Regions from separate parts of the Homo sapiens genome. Here region 1 is linked to region 2. Evidence: read pairs that join two places in POLR2A ChIA-PET (ENCODE). Cell type or tissue: Panc1. All regions are shown on one strand. Links, peaks and the distances in the headings refer to the core of each region. The heading gives the core; the rest is flanking DNA.

The links. ChIA-PET counts read pairs that join two places held together with the same protein. Peaks named below come from ENCODE experiments on the same cell type or tissue, not always from the same donor. Only the 100,000 strongest peaks of a DNase experiment are listed, where the experiment ranks them.
Region 1: POLR2A ChIA-PET joins it to region 2 with 5 read pairs; 1 of 35 experiments calls an interaction of 5 or more read pairs at or near these places.

What each region holds. Positions count from the first base shown.
Region 1 is chr5:124,191,560-124,202,626 of GRCh38, reverse strand. All of the region lies in intron 4 of LINC01170 (long intergenic non-protein coding RNA 1170), which reads left to right. Among named protein-coding and RNA genes, the nearest start is that of LINC01170, 240 kb to the left of the region's middle. In Panc1, for the core only: no CTCF peak of the experiment used is centred there; a DNase peak (open chromatin) is centred at 8,893; H3K27ac peaks cover 2,685 bases.
Region 2 is chr5:124,137,686-124,148,752 of GRCh38, reverse strand. All of the region lies in intron 4 of LINC01170 (long intergenic non-protein coding RNA 1170), which reads left to right. Among named protein-coding and RNA genes, the nearest start is that of LINC01170, 300 kb to the left of the region's middle. In Panc1, for the core only: no CTCF peak of the experiment used is centred there; no DNase peak of the experiment used is centred there; H3K27ac peaks cover 391 bases.

The DNA of each region.
Region 1 (11,067 bases), core at 1,297-9,296, 54 kb before region 2:
CAGTACCCCACTCTCTGAGGTACCAATTTACTGTATTAGTCCATTTTCATACTGCTATAAAGAAATACCCAAGATGGGGTAATTTATAAACAAAAGAGGTTTAATAGACTCACAGTTCTGCATGGCTGGGGAAGCCTCTGGAAACCTACAATCATGGCAGAAAATGAAGGAGAAGCAAGTACCTTCTTACATGGCAGCAGGAGAGACAGAGTGAAAGCAGGGAGCTACCGAACACTTTTAAACCATCAGATCTTGTGAGAACTCACTCACTATCATGAGAACCTCGTGCCCCCATGATTCAATCACCTCCCACCAGGTCTCTCCCTCAACACCTGGGGATTACAATTCAATATGAGGTTTGGGTGGGGACAAAAAGCCTAACCATATCACCCCCACACCCTGGAACCACATGCCAAGGGTTAACCTCTCATACTTGTTCATGTTTCACCTCACTGGATTTGACATTTGCAGTGAATGGTTTCTTTGGATAAGCCATGGACTAGAAACACTGCTCTTTTAAACTTGCTTGTGATACCATATAGTTAAGACATGGTGTGAAATTAGTAAGGTATCAGGCAAAATGGCACATGTTGGGTTAGTCTCCTTTTAAAAATAGGTTAGTAATCAATGTCCTGTAGATTTGCCCTACTTTTGTTCTGTTTAGTTTTGACAGTAAGTCAGAGACTTGGTCAATAAAATGATTGTGCTTACTGTTTACTGTCGAACCTTAGGGGAGGTAGTGCCATAATAACGATATGTATGTAAGCATATGTGTGGATGTGTGTTCCTCATATTGGTGAATGATAAAATGAAAAGAGCTGACCCACCAACTCTCATTTTCTTTATTTAAAAGTCTCTACTTTGAAAACAACATGACAAAGAGGATAAATGCTTGAGGGTATGGACACCCCATTCGTTATGGTTTCCTTATTTCACATTGCATCCCTGTATCAAAACATCTCATGTGCTCTATACATATATACACCTACTATGTACCCATAAAATTTAAAAAAATTAAATTGAAATAAAAAAATAAAAAAAGATAAGGAACATCTTGTGGAAAAGAGGATTCTATTTACCTTAAATTACTTTGATTTGGAACTAGAAACAAGGACAAAAATAAGATCATATATTCAATCTCCTGTGTCCATTAATGTAAATAAATCAAGAACTTGTTTCAAATGTATGAATACAATCTTGTTAAGCAATGAAACTCTTAAAAATAAGCTGCCTTTAATTTCTAAATATAAAAAAGGTAATAGTATATATCAGGGATTAATTTCTAAACCTTTAACAATTTATTCTTAATGAAGAACTTTTAAATTTGGACTTTGTATTTAATTTAATGGTGTAACCAAAAATGATAGGAAAGGATGATTTGACGCTGCCCTCTCATGATCTTAGGCAGGGAGTACAAACTAAGCTGGAAAAAGTAATTCAAACTTTGTACCAGCATAAAAAAAGTGTAAAAAATGCATTAAAAATTCAAGATATATACCAAGATATTTGGTTGTAAATTATTTTTACATGTACTCCTAAAAGCAACCTTTTCATTTGAAAAAGGATCACTGTCCAAAAATTTGATTGGTGTCATAGCCACACCACATACTTGCTCACAACCACCCCTGACTAACACATACACACACACACCCCCACGAGTGCATACACACACACACACACAACTCTCATAGCACATTGGATAAGTAGGTCATTGCATTTATCTTCCAGTTTTAAAACTTTCCATGGCAGCAGACTGACACGTTTAGAAAAAATGGAATCAGTTTTTGTATAAGTTGCATGTTTCCAAATCACCTCCTCTCCTCAAATAGAAGTACTGTGGGTATTGGAAAATTGTCAGCAAAATTTCCCTGAAGCTAAACAATTTAAGTTAAAACTCCTTGCCCTTCAATTTGTTCAGATTTCTTGTCTCCTATAGTTAAACTGAAGGGGGAAAAGTGTTCAGTGAAATGTCTACTCAATGATTCTATCAATTTAGGAGCAGGATCAAACAAGAGAATGAATCATGCAACAAGCCTCGTACACTGGAAAATGGGTCATCTTTCTGTAAGCAGTGAGAGATCTGGAGCCAAACCAGGTTGAAAATGTCATTTAAGTAGATTCTTTTAACTTGTTTCTGAAAAAAAAAATGTCACTGACAACTATTTGTCTTCTCAGACACTACTTTCAAATACCTTATCCTGCAAGCCAAAGAATATATTTAATTCCAGAGAAAAGCCTTTCAGCACCCTGAGAAATCCTTTTTGTTCAAAACTAATCAATTTTTGCTTTGTGCACAAAAGTAAAATACTTTGTCAAACTCTCTGCAGAAATCCTTTTAGCTATCTTAAAAAATACATTTGGTACAGCCCTGGCTGATTTCTGTTATATGAGCAAAAATTTACTTTGTCAAATTATATTCTTCAGAAAGCCTTTCAGCTGACTTAAAAATCCATTTTGTGCAAAACAATGACCATGCATCAGCTCAGAGTGATTGCACGGTAGTTACTTAGCCTGGCAAATGGCAGCAAAATGTCAGCTGAAATGAAAGACACACAGCCTAGGGCTTATCAGGGAAAGTGCAGATGATTCATGTAACATCATAAATAAATAACGCCGACTTTGTGTTGAGATAGGTTTAACAGTAGAAGTTCCTTTACCAACTGTGGTTTGTTTCAAAGCAATAGTAACAGGGACCTTACCTGGTGACAATGACATGTTAAGATAAGGTATGATGTCTTTAACACTCATAATTTCAAGGTCACTAAATGTTATATTTGTGGGTTAACAAGGAAAAAATATCCTCTGTCTGATGGTCGATGATAGGGTGGAACTGAAGTATCATAAGAGTAATGATAGTCAAAAAGAGAATAAAATTTCTCAACCCAATGCCCACAATAGCCAATGTCTTTCTTCAACACTCTTGTCCTATTGTTGTCTAATTTTGGTAGGAGTTACACGGAGGAAGAAAGGGATTAGAAATGCAGAAAGTTGGGTCAAAAATAGAGATGAAGACTCTGGGCTTGGCTCATGAAATATTAGATTCTAACAAAAATATGGTTCCCATCAGCCACCTCTCAAGACAGGTTGCACAGGGTACCATGCTCAGAGGGCCCCATGCTTGGTTTAATGCTCTACCGTCACCACCTTGAAATTTATAATATTTTGAACAAGAGGCCCTGCATTTTTTATTTTGCATAAAAAACATACAAATCACATAGCTGGCCATGATTAAGGACAATCAGGACTACCTTGTGACTTTTATGGGTCCTAGCCAATTTTGCCTTCATGGACCTCTTCCTTCCTAAAATCATATTAGAATTATATTTTACAACTGCGTTCATACAAAGATGAATAGGTTAACATGTTCTTGACCTAAAAGTTAATTTTTTCCAGATTTTAAATGAAACTAAAACATTTTTTATGAACTTCAACACTATCGTGGGCCCTTGCACTGTGCCTACTCTGCTTAATGGAGATGTTGACCTTGGGGCCGAGCGGGTGGAGACGGGACATCAACAGCCCATTGCCAGCATGGCCATCAAGGCAATGTGTGCTGGTTGGAAATGAATGCTTCTGGATGTCAGTTTTCGCAGTGAAAGATGGGTCCACATTCTCTGCTCACATTTGCTGGATGATGCAGAACACATATGGCCCTCACTGCAACTAACAACTATGTGAAGAGTGAAGTCGGCCGGGCACGGTGGCTCACGCCTGTAATCCCAGCACTTAGGGAGGCCGAGGCGGGTGGATCACGAGGTCAGGAGATCCAGACCATCTTGGCTAACACGGTGAAACCCTGTCTCTACTAAAAAAATGCAAAAAAAATTAGCCGGGCGTGGTGGCGGGCGCCTGTAGTCCCAGCTCCTCTGGAGGCTGAGGCAGGAGAATGACGTGAACCCAGGAGGCGGAGCTTGCAGTGAGCCGAGATAGTGCCACTGCACTCCAGCCTGGGCGACAGAGCGAGACTCTGTCTCAAAAAAAAAAAAAAAAAAAAGAGTAAAGTCATCCCAGAGCAGCTGCCAGAGTCCACAGTCTTTTCTGTCAAAACCTGCAAGTGTAAAAAAGTTCTGAATCAGAATCATATTTCCTCAAAGCGGATCCAGTTTGTAGCAACCATATCATGCATGTTCACCTTACTCGGCTATCATTTTAGTGATAGATGGGCAACATAGGCCCTAAACAAAATGATTGAGTGCTTAGAATTAATCTTCAAACACTCTTCTACCCCTATATGCTATGCACTCATTTATTTTGTTATGTCTTTTAACACCATCAAAAGCAGCTGGTGACTCCTTTCCGTTCATCTAGAAACCCAGGAAACCCTGCCGTAGAGTTCAATGGGGTCTGCTCTGCTGGGGTCACACTCCATGTTTTGTGTATTTCATTTTCCTTCTTTCCTGCCCTCCATCAAAGCTTTCTGTCCAGGTGGTTCCAGTATCTAACCACACATAGCATGGAGCTATAAATTATTAGTTCTGATGGAACTTAAAAATTTTCCTATCTTGGTTTTCTCAGCCCTTACTATACACCAATATTACTAGAGAGTAGAAAAAATCAGATAGTCTTCGCCCCTAAACTTACTGAATCCAGATCTCCAGAGATAGTATCTGAGCATTTGTGTTTTTACAGAATTATCCAGGTAATGCTAATATTTGGGTTGATAAACTACTTATTCTTCTCACTGATCAACAGCTACAGGAATCACTTTAAAGCATTCCTGGTCTCACTTTGCTCTGCATTTGGGAGAAAGACATAAGTAATGAATAGATGTCAAATATGAGCACCCTTATGGGAGATATCCATAAACTAAAATATTATCTTCTATCTCTTTGTTTGATACTATATCACACATGGGACTATGGAATGAATTTTTACTGAATTTGAAAGGTATATTTGGGATGGCCAATTAAAGCACAGGCTATGTGGCATGTGGCATGCACACAATTTATGTTGGAAGCCTCTGGGAGCCCCTCAAAGAGGTAGGCACATTTTCAGAGTGGCAGAACTGAGGAACACAAGGAGAGAGCTGTGTGTCTGCCTTAGGGGGGACATGGGTTGTATATAAAGATGCTGTGGACAGAGAAGACTGAAAACAAATTCAAATATGAGCCTTAAATAAAAAGCTAGGAGGGAGAAACGGAATTGCAGTCATTGATTTGTGATTGTGCTGCCTCTCACAAGAGCAATCTTGAGTAGTTTTGCTTCAGGTGTAATGTTAGATGCTCAATAAATGTTTATAGTAGATGTTTAATAAATGCTTATTGCTTGGATAAATCATGGTAATGGGCTTCTTGCCATAAGTCACCTGCAATTACATCTTTGTTAAATAATCACCATTTTATTCATTTCCAAAGTTAAGAGAGATTGTACAATACCATTTTAAAATTTCGTATTCATCATTTTCCAAATGTAAATTAAAAACTTAAGCTTTCTTGTTTTGCGGTTTCTTCTGGACACTGTATGTTAGAATTTGAATTGAAGATGTTTCAAAGAGCTTCTTATGTTACCTAGAATTTGGTGTGCAGCTTGGGTTCATTATTGCCATGTTCTTTAGAATGCTCTTAGATTCAACATCAAAAGAGTTTTAATGGTATAGAACATTTTAAACACCACTTAAAATGCCAAGATTATTTGCTGAAGACTGGCTGCCCTGAGATCAGGCTTTGTCTCGAATTGAGACTGCAGACTTTCTCATGAAAAGTCTGTAGATTGGAGCTTGCATTCAGGGGGCTTTGGACTTCAGTCTCTTTTGCATGGCTCGAAGAGATGAGAGACTAGGAATTTAAAACCTAATTTATCAAGTTAATATTCCAAGAGTAGCTCACTTTACAAATCTCTGTCTCCTAGGTCAAGGTCTCAAATTCTTAACCCTGTTGTCCCGGATACCCTTGTAAGAGCAAACATCATTTCTGGTGTGGTTATTCTTAATAATTACTATCTCTCAGGAAACTCCCGTGACCTCAGTATGGCCCTGAACTTTTCTTTCCCCACTCTTCTGCTGTTCTCTATTGTATCTCAGTAGGGAGGACCCATTGTAATTTTTAATTCTCACTTCAACAATGGCTCTGATTTTGCAGATCCCTCAAAATAACAAAACTGGCTGTAGTCACCAAAACACCCTAGATTTTCACAATTATATGCTTATGTATACAAGGTAGAAAAGAACTGATTCTTATGTCCAATTCACTTTCAAGTTTAAAAAATTTTTGGTCTAACCCCAGATTTCTATTTGCAGTATGTTATATAAAGTCAGGTAGTTGAGATGAGAAAGCATCATGTATTTATAACACAAGACTGGATAGTATACGTAAATTATATGTTCACTTTTCTTACACTTCCAAAAGATATACTAGTGATTTTTTCTAATCAGTCTGCTTCATGCTTCCCCTTTGGCAGATAACAGAGAAAGAACACATTTTGGAAGCAAGAAAGAATATCTAAACGTATGCCTTTCTGAAGGTGGTTTGGAATATGGTATTAGGTATTTCAATTTTACTGGGCTTTGCCAGAAATAAATCAGACCTTTAGTCATGCTCTGTGTCTCTACAATAGTTTTATACATTTAAGTGTGAGTGACTTTGATTTATTTTTCCTCTGTCCACTCAAATTATTCCATCCTATTAGTATTTATGTCAGCTAGGTTGGAGCGTGTTTTATACCTGGGCCTCACACTCTTTTCATATTCCAATTTTATTGTGGGTCTGTTAAAAGGTCACTTTAACCTCTCTGCAAAATGAAGAGCATAAGGATATAGAGCTGTTCTGTCACTTTACTGATACATGTCGGGAAACATTCAGCTGGGCTTTTGCTATAATAAGTTTGTGAAAGAAAAGCTGTCGAGATACAAAAGATGACATGATGAATAATCAAAATAATTCTGAGCTTCAAATCTAATCCTATAGGAAGTGTTATGATGGAAAGTCCTGGGCAAAAATCACCTGATAATTTCAGCACAGAAAACAATTTATGCTGGATTTGCCTCCTTCTCCATGATACCATGCTGACTAATGTCCTCTAGCTCTGGAGGCCCTCGGGTTACAGCCAAACATTGATTATTTGTCAGATAATGCTATCAGACTTACAAAGACATCCACAGTGCTCCTGCAAGGAAATAAATGACTCCAGTATTCTTTTGGGAGGAAAAAAAGAAAGAAAGTACAATAGGATTCACTATAATAAGTGCTCTAAGAGTTTATAATAGGTTGAATGTGGACTATGTTTAATACACTTTCAAGTCTATTGTCAAGATTATTAAAATGCATTTTCTCTGCATAACGAGACATGGTTTTTACACTTCAGAGTGGGAATGATAGCGACTTGAAATTTGTTGTGTTTGTCCCCTGTGCCAGGTGCTTTAGTGATGTTGGAGTTCATTTAATTCTCTCAGCAACCATGCAAGATAAATATTGTCCCATAATACAGGAGAGAAAAATAAGATCCAGAGAGGCTCAAAGTCAACTATAAATAAGAGGTTTATTGTCTGCAAAATCTATGGTTGGTTATCAAAAATTATAGTTATATGCTCATAGAAAATTGTTGCTTATTTGTGCTCTTTTCAGAATATTTGGTGCCAATTGGGATGAAGACCAAAGTGACTTTTTTTTTTTTTTTTGTCTGTGGGAAGATATGGTGTCACATAGGGTTTGAGGAACTTGGTTCTCTGGTACCACAAAAAAATTTCCATATATCCCAGGCATTTGGTTCTTGGTTTCTCAGGTACCTACATCCCTGGGATATTTTCCTCTTACTGTTGATGACAAAGCACCTGGGGGTGGTCATCTGCTTTTTCAGGTTCTCGCTTAGTTTTGAGGGATTTACTATGGCATGACAAGTCTGATTCGCGAGGATTTCTATGTTACTGGTCACAGCTGGGGAAGGTTATTCTCTACATTTACACAGGATTAAGAAAGCTTGTGATGCTCTGTGAAAAGCAAAGTCAAAAAATAAAAATAAAAGCCTTGTCAAGATAAATAACAAAAAACAGCAAGCGAAGTATCTGTTTATGGTAGAGTCTTAACGCTTCAAAAGGTAGAGAACTTTTATCATTACGAGGCAAGGTAAAAGTGAGCATTCCAGCTTCACCCCGATACTGATGTAAGAGCAGAATAAGGACACTCATTTCCCTCCAAGCGTTAACAGGCTGCCTTTTCAGCTGTGTACTTCATGTTCACTTGCTTTAACAAGATTTACACAGTCCTAACTCACTTATTAAATGCTTCAAAAGTGTTTTAAGGCAAAGATCTTCAAAAGCAAAATGCATGTCTCAGGCGTCAGTCTGAAACCTACTGCATACAGTTCACTGATTTAAATATGTGCGCTGGAGTTAAAAAGAAACCATTCCATCTCTCTAATATTTCTAATACTTATTTTGGCTCTATCGCATGAATTCCTTTTATTGAATCCTCCTGCCCCAAATTCTATTAAAGCAATAATTTTTTAAAGTTTCACTGAGCCAAATTTGAGAATTAATAGATGTTGGATTTTTCAGGGCAGGGTTAGGGGAGAGAAAGAGAGCATGATATGGGTGTGGTTATAGAAGGGTCTGGAAAGAGATGACGGGAAGGATGTGCAGACTTGAAAGCAAAGGGTTAAATCTTGCCGGTAGCCCTGTAAAATGTGTTTAGAGGCATCAGAAATTAATTCCTGTGAACTACAATCTGCAAATAAAAACTCTGAAGTGTAAGGGTAATGAAGCAAGCAAAAAACATTTCTCTAAAGAAATGCACTAAGTTTATTCGAATACTTAGCTATAGGAATCAGCACTTTAGAAAACCCTATACAAGTTCTATTTGATTTTCCATCAGAGAAATAGATGAGAGAATTTGTGTGAACTAAAAGATTTTTAAAATATTGATTTGAGGAAACAGGAAAATGAAGAGGATGATGCAACAAGAAGGGAATTGTCTTTTTCTTGGCAGCTCACACTTCCACACCTCTGACTCACATTACTGTTGTAAGAAATGTGTTCTGGAGATGAAATATTATGGAGACAGTGGGAAGGGAAAGACCTAGGACAGGGACAATTTGCGTACATTTAGCTCTGTTAATATAATTAGGCAGGAGAACCAGTGACACTGCAGCTAAAAGCGAGAGGCACTAACCAGTGCTTTATCTCCTGTTGCCAAGGACTACATGATGAACCGTGCAGTGACCCAAATTTATTACAGAATAGTGCTCATTGCTGCTGTATCAAGCACTCTGTTGCAATTACAGCACATTGCGTGGAGGAACAAATCTCAAGGGGAATTGCCTAGTCTTTTAATCAAGTAGTAGAAAAGTCAGGGTGCATAAAAACCACCCAGTAAGACATATATACATATATACGTATACACATATATATATATATATCATCTGTACATGTGCATCTATATCTGATAACAGTCTTAATTTTGCCCAGAAAGTGCTTTTATTATATACAGGAGTCATGAATGTACAGTGTCCTCACTTAATCTTTTCTCTACTACAGCCCAGTTTTTTCTTATTTTATGTTCTCAGTCTTCAAGAACCTAAAGCTCAGGGAAATTACACAAAATAAAATGAGCACTTGGAAGAATAATTTATGATATGATACTTTTGCCTTTTCATTTTCCCAAGAAGTACTCCTTTATTTTCCTCATATACCTTTTTTTTTTTTTTTTAGACAGTAAGGGCTTCTCTGGTTTTCAGCAATCTGATTGCTTCCGGACGACCTAATGATGTCATTTCAAGGGTCATATTTTAGTGTCTAGTGGGAACAGGAAAACTCATGCCACAAGCCTGCTGAATTTTATAAGTCATTGATTAGTTGTAATGAATGGGAGGAAAGTGTATAAAAACAGAGTTAGAAAACACTATTAACAATTATAAATTTGAATCACAAATTAGTCGATGTAGTTAAAGTTTATCAAGAAACTGTAAAATAATGGGAAGAGGAAAGGTGATATGGGGTTTGGCTCTGGGTCCCCACCCAAATCTCATGTCAAATTGTAATCCCCATGTGTTGAGGGAGGGACCTAGTGGGAGGTGATTGGATCTTGGGGGCAGTTTCCTCCATGCTGTCTTTGTGATAGTGAGGGAGTTCTCACAAGATCTGATGGCTTAAAAGTGTTTGGCATTTCCCCCCTCACTTTCTCTCTCTCCTACTGCCATGTAAGAAGGTGCTTGCTTTTCTTTTGCTGTCTGCCATGATTGTAAGTTTCCTGAGGCCTCTCCAGACACGCGGAACTTTGAGTCAATTAAACCTCTTTTCTTTATAAATTACCCAGTCTCAGTTTTTTTTTTTTAAATAGCAGTGTGAAAATGAACTAATACAAAAGGAAATAAAAAGGAAGCAATAAGGAGAAAAGTAAAGACTGGAAGAAAGATGCAGGTTAGGTCCATACTCACAAGCCATTGTGAAATAGTTTACTTTGTTTTTGTTGTTATTGTGTGCACTTTAAATAATCTGTGACTTAAAAAGTCATTTAAAATGGTAAACTAGTTTCTGTGGATAATCAGCCTAAAAAAGAACATTTCAGTTAAAGTTACAGCTGTGGTGATGATCTGATCATAACATTTTAGAACTTCTTATTGATAACTTGTTATTGGAAAGGCATTCCAATCTCAAAAAGCTAGCCAAAGTATGTTTTATGTGAAAGACCCCTATTTGCATCTCAAGAATGCAGCATAAATAAGGGACATCCAGTACACCCAGAATAACTGTATTTCCAGCAACTCCTGTGGTGAGCTTCTTTGTCTTTTTGGTAAATACTCATTTCCAAATCTCATGTCTGTATCATGTTAAGTTGCAAAACATTTAGTTTACATGGTCCTTCTAAATGCCTATACATCTCTCCAACATTCATATAATAAACAGTAGACATTTACAAGGATAAGCATATAGGTAGGGGTATTTAAAAGTTTTATTTCTTACTGTAATCACATTGCTAGATCCTCCAAAACTCACCTGGAAGTTGGGACCCAATACTTTTTGAAATGTCAGTAATATAATTTTAAGCCCTTAAGCAAATGTGCCTCCATCAATATTTTTCTACTTCAGCATATGGATTTCCACTTCTTGCGCCTGCAATCAGAGGGAATTTATGTCTC
Region 2 (11,067 bases), core at 1,840-9,839:
TTGGGTGAGGCCTGCCACTGCCAGCTTTCCCCCCGTTCCCTGGCAACCTGTATAACACAGCAGAGTTAGCCATAATCCCTCTGGGAACATAACTCCATTGGCCTGAGAACCATACACCCATCTAATACAATGGCCACAGCAAGCCCTGCTCAGACACGCCTAACTCTGACCCCATCTGATGATATTTCTCTACCTGCCTTAGTAGCTGAAAACAAAGGACATAATCTCTTAGAAGCTCTATGGCTGTGCCCACCATCTGAGAAATGCAAATACTTATCCAGATAACCCTAGAGCAAGCTGTATCCTCCCTATACTACATCAGCTGATGCTCTCTTGAAAGTGCCACCTCCTGGCTGGAGGCCACCCAACATAAAACCAGTGCACTAAACAAAACTATAACCAAGGACCCTCACAGGATCCACTTCACTTCCCTGCTACCTGCACTGGAGCAGGTGCTTGTATCCACAGCTGAGAGATCTGAAGGTGGATCACATCACAGGACTCTACAGACACTCCTCAGTACCAGCCTGGAGCCCAGTGACCCCAATGGCAGCTAGACCCAAAAGAGCAATAACAATTACTGCAATCCAGCTCTCAGGAAGGCTCATCCCTAGAGGAAGGGGGAGAGCACCACATCAAGGGAGCACTCCGTGGGACAAAATAATCTGAACAATAGCTGTTGAGGCCCAGATCTTCCATCTGACATAATCTACCCAAATGGGAAGAAACCAGAAAAACAATTCTGGTAATGACAATACAAGGTTGCTTAATACCCCCAGGAGATCATACTAGCTCACCAGCAATGGATCCAAACCATGAAGAAATCTTTGAACTGCCAGAAAAAGAATTCAGAAGTCCAAATTATTAAACTACTTAGGGAGACACGAGAGAAAGGTGAATACCAACTTTGAGAAATAAAAAAAAAGTTACAGAATATAGATGGAAAAATCACCAGAGAAATAGGTAGCAAAAATAAAAGACAATCACATCTTCTGGAAATGAAGGACATACTTAGGGAAATGCAAAATACACTGGAATGTCTCAGTAATAGGATTAAACAAGTAGAAGAAAGAACTTCAGGGCTCAACAACAAGGCTTTCGAGTTAACCCAATCCAACAAAGACAAAGAAAAAAGAATTTTAAAAAATGAAGAAAATCTTCAAGAACTTTGGGATTATGTTGAATAACCAAACCTAGGAATAATTGGTGTTCCCAAGGAAGAAGAGAAATCTAAAAGTCTGGAGAATCTATTTGAGGCAATAATCAAGGAAAACTTCCATGGCCTTGCTAGAGATTTAGACATCCAAATACAGGAAGCTCAAAGAACACTTGGGAAATTCATTTGCACAAAAAATCATCACCTAGGGACATAATCATCAGGTTATTTAAAGTCAAGACGAAGGAAAGAATCTTAAGACCTATGATGCAAAAGCATCTGGTAACCTATAAATGAAAGCTTTTCAGATTAAGAGCAGATTCCTCAGCAAAAGCCCTACAAGCTAGAAGAAACTGGGGCCCTATCTTAGCCTCCTTAAACAAAACAATCATCAGCTAAGAATTTTGTATCCAGCAAAACTAAGCTTCATAAATGAAGGAAAGATACAGTGTTTTTTAGACAAATACTGAGAGAATTCACCTCTACCACTACCAAGCCAGCACCACAAGAACTGCTAAAAGGAGCTCTAAATTGAAACAAATCCTCAAAATACAGCAAAATAGAATACTCCTAAGGCATAAATCTCATAGGACCTATAAAACAATAACACAATGAATAAAAAATAAGGTATTCAGGCAGCAACTAGCATAATGGACAGAATAGTACCTCACTTCTCAATACTATCGTGGAATGTAAATAGCCTAAAGGTTCCACTTAAATGATACAGAATGGCAGAATGGATAAGAATTAACTAAGTATCTGCTGTCTTCAAGAGACTCACCTAACACATAAGGACACACATAAACTTAAGGTAAAGGTGTGTAAAAAGATATTCCCTGCAAATGGGCACCAAAAGCAAGCAGGCCTAGCTATTGTTATATCAGACAAAACAGACTGTAAAGCAACAACAGTTAAAAAATACAAAGAGGGATGCTATATAATGATAAAAGGGCTAATTCAACAGTAAAATATGAGAATCCTAAATATACATGCACCCCTAACACTGGAGCTCCCAAATTTATAAAACAATTACTACTAGACCTACAAAATGAGATAGATGCCAACACAATAATAGTGGGGGACTTTAATACTCCACTGACAGCACTAGACAGATCATCAAGACAGAAACTCAACAAAGAAACAATGGACCTCAACTATACCCTACAGCAAATGGACTTAACAGATATTTACAGAACATTCTACCCAACAATTGCAAAATACACATTCTATTCATCAGCACATGGAACATTCTCCAAGATAGACCGTGTATGATAGGCCACAAAACAAGTCTCAACAAATTTAAGAAAATTGAAATTATATCAAGTACTCTCTCAGACCACAGTGGAATAAAATTGGAAATCAACTCCAAAGAGAACCTTCAAAACCATAAAAATACGTGGAAATTAAATAACCTGCTCTAGAATGATCACTGAGTCAACAATAAAATCAAGATGAAATTAAAAAATTATTTACACTGAATGATAATAGTGACACATCCTATCAAAACCTCTGAGATATAGCAAAAGCAGTGCTAAGAAGAAAGTTCACACCATTAAATGCCTACATCAAAAACTCTGAAAGAGCACAAATAAGACAAAGTAAAGTGACACCTCAAGGAAATACAGGAACAAGAACAAACCAAACCCAAACACAGCAGAAGAAAAGAAATAACAAAGATTAGAGCAGAACTAAAAGAAATTGAAACAAACAAAAAAATATAAAAGATAAATGAAATAAAAAGCTAGTTCTTTGAAAAGATAAACAAAATTGATAAACCATTAGCAAGATTAACCAAGAAAAGAAAAGATCCAAATAAGTTCAATTAGAACAAAATGGGAGATATTACAACTAATACCACAGAAATACAAAAGATCATTCAAGCCTACTGTCAATACTGTTATGCACACAAACTAGAAAACCCAGAGGAGACAGATAAATTCCTGGAAATATACAACTCTCCTACATTAAACCAGGAAGAAATAGGAACTCTGAACAGACCAATAACAAGTAGCAAGATTGAAATGGTGCTAAAAAAAATTGCCAACAGAAAAAAATCCAGGTCTAGACGGATTCACAGCAGAATTCTACCAGACATTCAAAGAAGGATTGGTACCAATCCTATTGACATTATTCCACAAGGTAGAGGGAACCCTCCCTAAATCATTCCATGAAGCCAGTATCACTCTAATACCAACATCAGGAAAGAACATAACAAACAAAGAAAACTACAGGCCAGCATCCCTGATGAACACAGATGCAAAAATCCTCAATAAAATGCTAGCTAACCAAATCCAACAGCACATCAAAAAGATAATCCACCATGATCAAGTGTACCAGGGATGCAGTGATGGTTTAACACATGCAAATCAGTAAATGTGATACACCACATAAACAGAATTAAAATAAAAAATCACAATCATCTCAATAGATGCAGAAAAAGAATTTGACAAAATCCAGAATCCCTTTATGATTAAAACCCTCAGTGTTGTGCAGTTTTCTGCATACAAGTCCTGTACATATTTTGTAAGATTTACACCTAGGAATTGTATTTGTTTGAATAATTTTATGTAGTGTTGTATGTTCATTTTTGGCGCCCACATGTTTATTGCTAGTATATAAAAATTCAATTGATGTTTATATATCTTGTATTCTGAGATCTGCTGAACTACCTTATTAGTTCTTGGAGTTTTGTTTTTATAGATTCCTTAGCATTTTCTATATAAATAAATCATGTCATCTACAAATAGGAACAGTTTAATATCTTTCATTTCAATTGATGCCTTATGTTTCCTTTTCTCATCTTCTTGCACTGGCTAGAAGGTCTAGCATTGTCTTGAATATGACTTCTGAAAGAAGACTTTTTTTTTTTTTTTGAGACAGGGTAACGTGGATTTGAACTTCTGGGCTCAAGTAATCTGCCTCAGCCTCCCAAGTAGCTAAAGTAGCTAGGACTAAAGGTGTGTGTGCCACTAGCCCAACTCATATGTGCTTTTGGCCTGATTTAGGGAGAAAGCATTTAATCTTTCACCATTAAGTGTAATATTAACTCTAAGTTTTTTGTAGATGTTATTATCAAGTTGAGGAAGATTTCCTCCATTTCCATTTCTTTCCTGAGAGTTTTAAAAATCATGAATAGGTGTTAAATTTTGTAAAATGCTTTTCTGCTGACTGATACCAACATGTGATTTTGTTTAGCCTGTTAATAAGGTGAATTACATTTATTTATTGACTGCTGAGTATTTAGCCACCTGTCTCTGGAATAAACTCTACTTGGTAATGGTGTATAATTTTTTATGAGTTGCTGAATTCTATTTGCTAAAATTTTTATTAAAGACTTTTGCCTCTTATTCATGAGGGATATTGGTCTGTAGTTTTCTGTTATTTGTACCATCATTGTTTATTTTTGACATTAAACTAATGTCATAAAATGGGAAGTATTTTCTTCTTTTCTGTTTTCTGGAGGAGATTTTATAACGCTGTTGTGAATTATTCTTTACACATTTGGTAAAATCCTTTAGTAAAAGTATCTGGGTCTGGAGATTTCCTTTTTGGGATAGTTTTAAATCAATATTGAATTCTTTAATAGTTACAGGGCTCTTCAGTCTACCTATTTCATATAAGGTGAATTGCGTTAGTTGTTCATAGTGTTCTTTTATTCTTCACTTTATGTCTGCAGGGTCTGTAGTAATATGTCCTGTTTCATTTCTGAAATTAACCAACATTTGCTTTTTCTCTTCTTTTTTCTTAGTCTTGCCAAAGATTTGTCAATTTTGTTGATCTTTTCAAAGAACCATCTCATTGTTTCATTGATGTTCTCTATTGTTTTTCTGTTTTCGATTTCACTGATTTCTCTTGTTTATTATTTTCCTCCTACTGCTTGGTTTGTGTTTATTTTATTCCCTTTTTTTTCTAGGTTCTTTAGGTGGGAATTCAGATTATTTTTGTTATTTCTTCTCTATCTAATGTATATATTTTATGCTGTACATTTCCCACTCAGCAGTGCTTTAGCTGTGCCCCACAAATTTTGATACATTGTATTTTCACTTTTATTTCTCAGTGTATTTTTAAAATTTCCCTTGAGTTTTTGTATTTGACCCACAGACTACTTTAAAATGTATTGTTTAGTTTTCAAGTACTTAGAGATTTTTCTGTTATCTTTCTGTTACTGATTTCCAGTTTATTCCATTGTGGTCAGAGAACACAATCTGGATAATTTCAATTCTTTTACATTCATGATTCAGGATATGGCATATCTTAGAATATATTATATGGACACTTGAAAACAATGTATTCTGCTCTTGTAGGGTGTGTGTTTCATAAATGTTGATTAGATTCTGTTGGTTGTTGGTGTTATTGAATTCTGTATAACTGTTGATTTTCCATGTAGCTGTTATATCAATTTTGAGAGAAAGTTATTGCAATCTTCAAATATAATTTTGGATTTATTTCTTCTTTCAGCTTTGTCAGTTTTACTTCATGTATTTTGCAGTTCTATTGTTTGGTGTAAATACATTTAAGATTGCTATGACTTTTTGGTGAATTGACACTTTTATCATGACATATAATCTCTGCAGCTGGTAATTTTCTTTGCTCTACAGGGTACTTTATTTGATATTACTATAACCACTCTTGCTTTTCTCTTGTTTGCATGATATGTCTTTTCCACCCTTTTATTTTCAACTGGTCAATATCATTATATTTGAAGGGGTTTCTTGTAGCATATAGTTGGGAGGAGTTGTTTTTAAAATCAGTGCTGCCTATCTCTGTCTTCTATTGATGTAGTAACCATTTAAATTTAATGTAATTATTGATATGTTAAGGCTCGATTCTGCCATTTTATATTTTGTTTTTTGTTTATTCTCTGCGTTTCACTTCTTTACTTTCTTCTTTCTGTTTTTATGTGGATTATATGCACATTTCTAAAGATTTTGATTTATTTATGCTTTTGAGTGCTTTTTTTATAGCTTTTGTGGTGGTTGTTCTAGGTGTTACAATATACATACATAACTTATTGCAGTCTACTGGTGTTGTCATTTTAACATTTCTAGTGAAGTATAGAATTATCACTGACCTTTATGCTCTTCTACCATCCCCTACTTATAATTGTCTTAAATGTTTTCTTTACATACATTTAGGACCACATCAGACACTGTTGATTTTTGTTTCAACCATAAAGCAAACTTTAGAAAACTCAAGAGAAGCAAAATCTCTTCTATTTACCCATATTTTTATCGTGTTCTCTCTTTCTTTCTGATGTTCCAAGCTTCTTTTTTTATGATTTCTTTTCTGTTTATTGAATTTTCTTTAGTCATTTTAGGGTAGGTCTGCTAGTGTCAAATTATCTTAGTTTTCTTCCGTGTGAGAACACTTGATTTTTCTCTTCTTTCCTATAAGATATTTTTACTGGGTGTAGGATTCTGTGTTGACAGTTCTGTTTTTTTCTCTTTCATCACTTGAAAACTGTTGTGCCACTTCTTTCTGGTTTCCATAAGTTCTAATGAGGAATCTGTTGTCATTTGAATATTTGCCCCTATAGGTAAGGTGTCAATTTTTTTTTTCTGGCTGCTTTCAAAAATTTTTTCTTTAATTTTCAGAAGTTGTTTTGGAACAGATTTCTTTGTGTTATCATGCTTGCCATTCACTTTGCATCTTGCAAGTGTATGTTCAAATGTTTTCCTAGATTTGGTAAGTTTTCAGCCATTTTTAATTTGAGCACTTTTTCAGCCCTGCCTTTTTTTCTCCTTTCTTTCTGGGACTCAATGACAGAAATTTAGATCTTTTGTTATAGTCCCACAGGTCACTAAGGCCCTCTTTATTTTTGTGTTTTAGTCCACTTCCTCTCTGCTGTCCAGATTGGGCAGTCTCTATAGTTCTGTCTTCCATTTCACAAATTCATTTTTACGTTCCTTTCATTATGCTGTTGAGCCCATTAACAGAGCTTTCCTTTCAATTACTGTAATTTTCAGTACTAAAATTCTAATTTTTAAATATATCTCCTATTTCTTTACTGAAACTTTCTATATACTGGGTGAAGCTTTCTATTTTTTCATTTTTTCAAGTCTGTTTTCTCAGGAAAAGGACTCTTGTCAGGGCTGCTTTAAAATCTTTGCCAGATAATTTTAGCATTCCTGTAATTTCAGCATAGTATCTATTGATTGTTTTTTTCATTCATTTTGAGATTGTTTTGGTTCTTGGCATGATGAATAATTTTCAATTGAAATCTGAATATTTTCATATTATATTATTAGATTCTAGAAATTATTTAAACCTTCTGTTTTCGGTAGCTTTCTTTGACACCACTCTGGCAGGGGAAGGGGCAATGCTGCTTAACTAGGATGGGGTGCAGGTATCTTGCTTCCCCCACTGGTCTTCACGACACTTCAGGGAAATGGGGATTTGCTGCCAGTTTGCAGTGTTAAAAGACCTGGCTCCAGTCTTGACCTTCTCTGATACTACCCCAACAAATATCTTGTGATACCCCATTAAAACCTCACAAAGGAAAAAATACTCACTGGTCCTTTGCTGGAATGGAAGGGGTGGGAATGCTGTTTTTTTCTGTGATCTCTGATTGAAGACAGCGATTGTTTTCTAAAAGTTTTTTGTCTTGCTATGCTGCCCTCATAGACCTTTGGTTAGAGACAGAAGGCTTCTGTTAAGGCTTATTTTTGCCTGCAGATGTTGATATTTTGGCTTTCCCATTTGTAGAGCACCAACTCTGGGCTATCTGAGGGAAACAGAAAACCCAGGGAACTCACCAACATATTCCTTGAGTCTTGACTTCCCTAGCTGGTTTGCCTTCTTCTCCCCACCTTCAGAGTCTTATGTTTGTTTTATCTATAATGTCCAGGGTTTTTAGTTGTATTTAGTGAGAGGAATTGAGAAAAGTCTGTGTCAGTTTTGATTGACTATGTTTCCTGTTATGGGTCATATTTTCCTGCTTCTTTGTATGCTTGGTCCTTTTTTATTGTATCCCAGACTTTGTGGTTTTCACCTTATTGGCTGCTGAATATTTTATATTCCTATACGTATTCTTAAGTTTTGTTCTGGGACTCATTTAAGTTATTTAGAAAACAGTTTCAGCCTTGTGGGTTCTGCTTTTAAGATATTTTAGGCAGAACCAGAATAGTATTCAGTCTAGGGCTAATTATTCTCCATGACTGAGAAAAGATCCTTTTGTGTATTCTACCCCAATGCACCATAAATCTTGTTGTTGTTTTTTTTGTTTTGTTTTGTTTTTTTCTTTTCATTCTGGCTCATGGGAACAGGAGGCACAATTCCCAGTCCTGTGTAAGTGCTGGGTACTTTTCCTTTTCATTCTTTTGAGTGTTTCTTTTCCCAGCCTCAGGCAGTTTCTTCACATGCATGTATAGATAGCACTCAGCTGTACACTCCAGGGGATGCTCTGCTGATCTCCAAAGTCCCATCTCTATGTATGTCTCTTCTGTCTAGCTCTCTGACTTGCAAACTCTATCCACTTTGGTCACAACTCAAGGACTTTACCAAGCTCTGTCTGTATTTCCTGTCCTTGCCTGGAAACTTTCTCCAGTCAGTTAACTATGGCAATCATAGGGCTTACCTTTTTGTATTCCATCTCCTTGAGATCACTGTTCTTCATTGACTGATGTCCTACTGAAAACTGTTTTATAATATATTTTTTGGTTATTTCAGGTGGTAGGGTAAATCTGGACCCTGTTACTCCTTTATGGTCAGAAGCTTAGTATCTGTTTTTGGTATCTACAAAATGTGTGACTGGAAAAAATCATCTCTCAGCCTGTTCCTAGCTCTATTATCCTATGATTCTGTAACTTGAAGTTGAAGTTTATGGAGCAGATAGGGTCACTGATCTCCCTTTCTGTATGTGGAACACTTAGTCACAGGACAGTCTTTTAAAAGCTAACACTTAAATAGACTTGCTAAGTGCTAGTTACTGTTCTAAGTCTACAATTCCTTATCTGCAACCCTAGGAGCCAATTTTGTATTTTCCTATTTTAGAAAGGTGTGTATACCAAATATAACCTTATATCTCAAGCTGAGTCTGAGGCAGCACTCTGTAATCAAATATATTTTCATATTTCTGTAGCAAAATATGAATATTAACACTAAGTGGGATGAATAAGGATTATACATAGTCTAATTTCAGACCAAACCAAGCTTTCCTGCCAAATAAGTTTGTCAGTTTTTGTCTCTAAAGGGGCACAAAAATCTTTTAGGTTTTCACTTCTTTGGTTTGAGAATTTTAAATAAGTGATAGTATATGTGTACTCATTTATTTAATCCTCACAATCAATCTGAAATAGGCAATATAATTATAGCCATTTTTAAAATGAGAGAAATGAAGCATAGAATGTTAAGTAACTTGGCCAAGGTCATACAGCCATCACAGGGTAGATCCAGGATTCAAATCCAGACAACCTGGCCTCAGAACCTGGCATCTTATCCATTGTACAACACTGGTTCTCCTTAAGGAGCCTCCAGCCAGGGCAATCCAGGGGGTCAAGCCTGACCTCTGGTACTTTTCATGAATGAAGTCTTCTCAGGGACTAGGCTGATTTTTATTAGAAGCTGCTCTCTGTGCTACCGTGATCTAAATAAATAGATGTACTTAGTTTGGATCCTAGGTAGATTTCTGCTTGGGTTATGGATGCTCCTGTGTTTTCCTCAGGTATGCATCAGGGTGCTTGGGGGTGTATTCTGATCTAAACCTGAGTCTGGTGGAATCTAAGTTCTATGTCTGGCATGCTGGATTATCTAGTAGCTGTCTAAAATGGAAGTGAGATATTTTAGGATAGGTTTTTATTCTACCAATATTTGAAAGTTGGCCTCTGGTTATCTCTGCTGAAGGCTCTTTTTGTCATTATTGAGGTCCAAAGTTGCCCAAGACTCCTCTTTGGATTCTTCAAATTCACTTTTGGTTGAACAAGTTGTGCCCTGCAAAGAACTTATGACTAATAAGGTAATTAGGGGCCAGAATCAAATCCATAGCTGTCCACCCTAATGGACAGAACTACATCTACTGAGAGGAAGGAAGGACTTGTTCTAGCACATCCACATGTGGCCCATGGGCTACCTATGGTCCCATCTTAAGTGTTCCTTAAACCTGTAATATAGCCTGAATTTTGTTCCCCCAAAATTCATATTGGAACCCCCAACTCCAATGTGACTGTATTTGGAGACAGGATCTATAAGGAAGTTATTAAGGTTAAATAAGTTCATAAGGATGGGATCCTAATCCAATAGAATACCTATACCTTATAAGAAGAGGAAAAGATATTAGCAAGCAAGCTCAGAGGGAGGGCCGTGTGAGGATACAGTGAGAAGGGAGCCAGGAAGACAGCCCTTACCAAAACCCAAATTTGCCAGCACCAGAACTTGGTAAAAATAAGTGTCTGTTGTTTAAGCCATTCAGTCTGTAGTATTTTGTTATGGCAGCCCAAGCTGACTAATACACCCTGCTCCCATGGAGGCAAGGTAGAATGACCCTGGCAAGGATTCTACAAAATATCTGAAGCCTGAGCGCCTAGCAGCTATAAATGTGGCAAACTGAGATAGCTCTTAAAATTATCCTGACTTTTCCTTATAATAGGTTGTACTAATTATTTAAATTCAGTTTATGTCTCTTTATTTTACACTAGTTTTTGTTTGTTTATTTATTTATTTATTTTTTCAAAAACCTAGCTAAACATCAGGAGGGCTCTCACATGTCATATTCCTAGAGACCTGTCTTCTTCACAAGGCTCTAGTATTGTGCCTAATCCACATGTAATACTACACATTATTAGCTACTGAAGAGAGAAGTAGAGAAAATGTGAGCAAGGTTAAAATCAATTTACTTTTGGAGGACTATTTAGACTTGAATTTAATATGTTCAGGGAAAAGGGATCTATCTTCATCTTTCAACACTTTAAATCAGA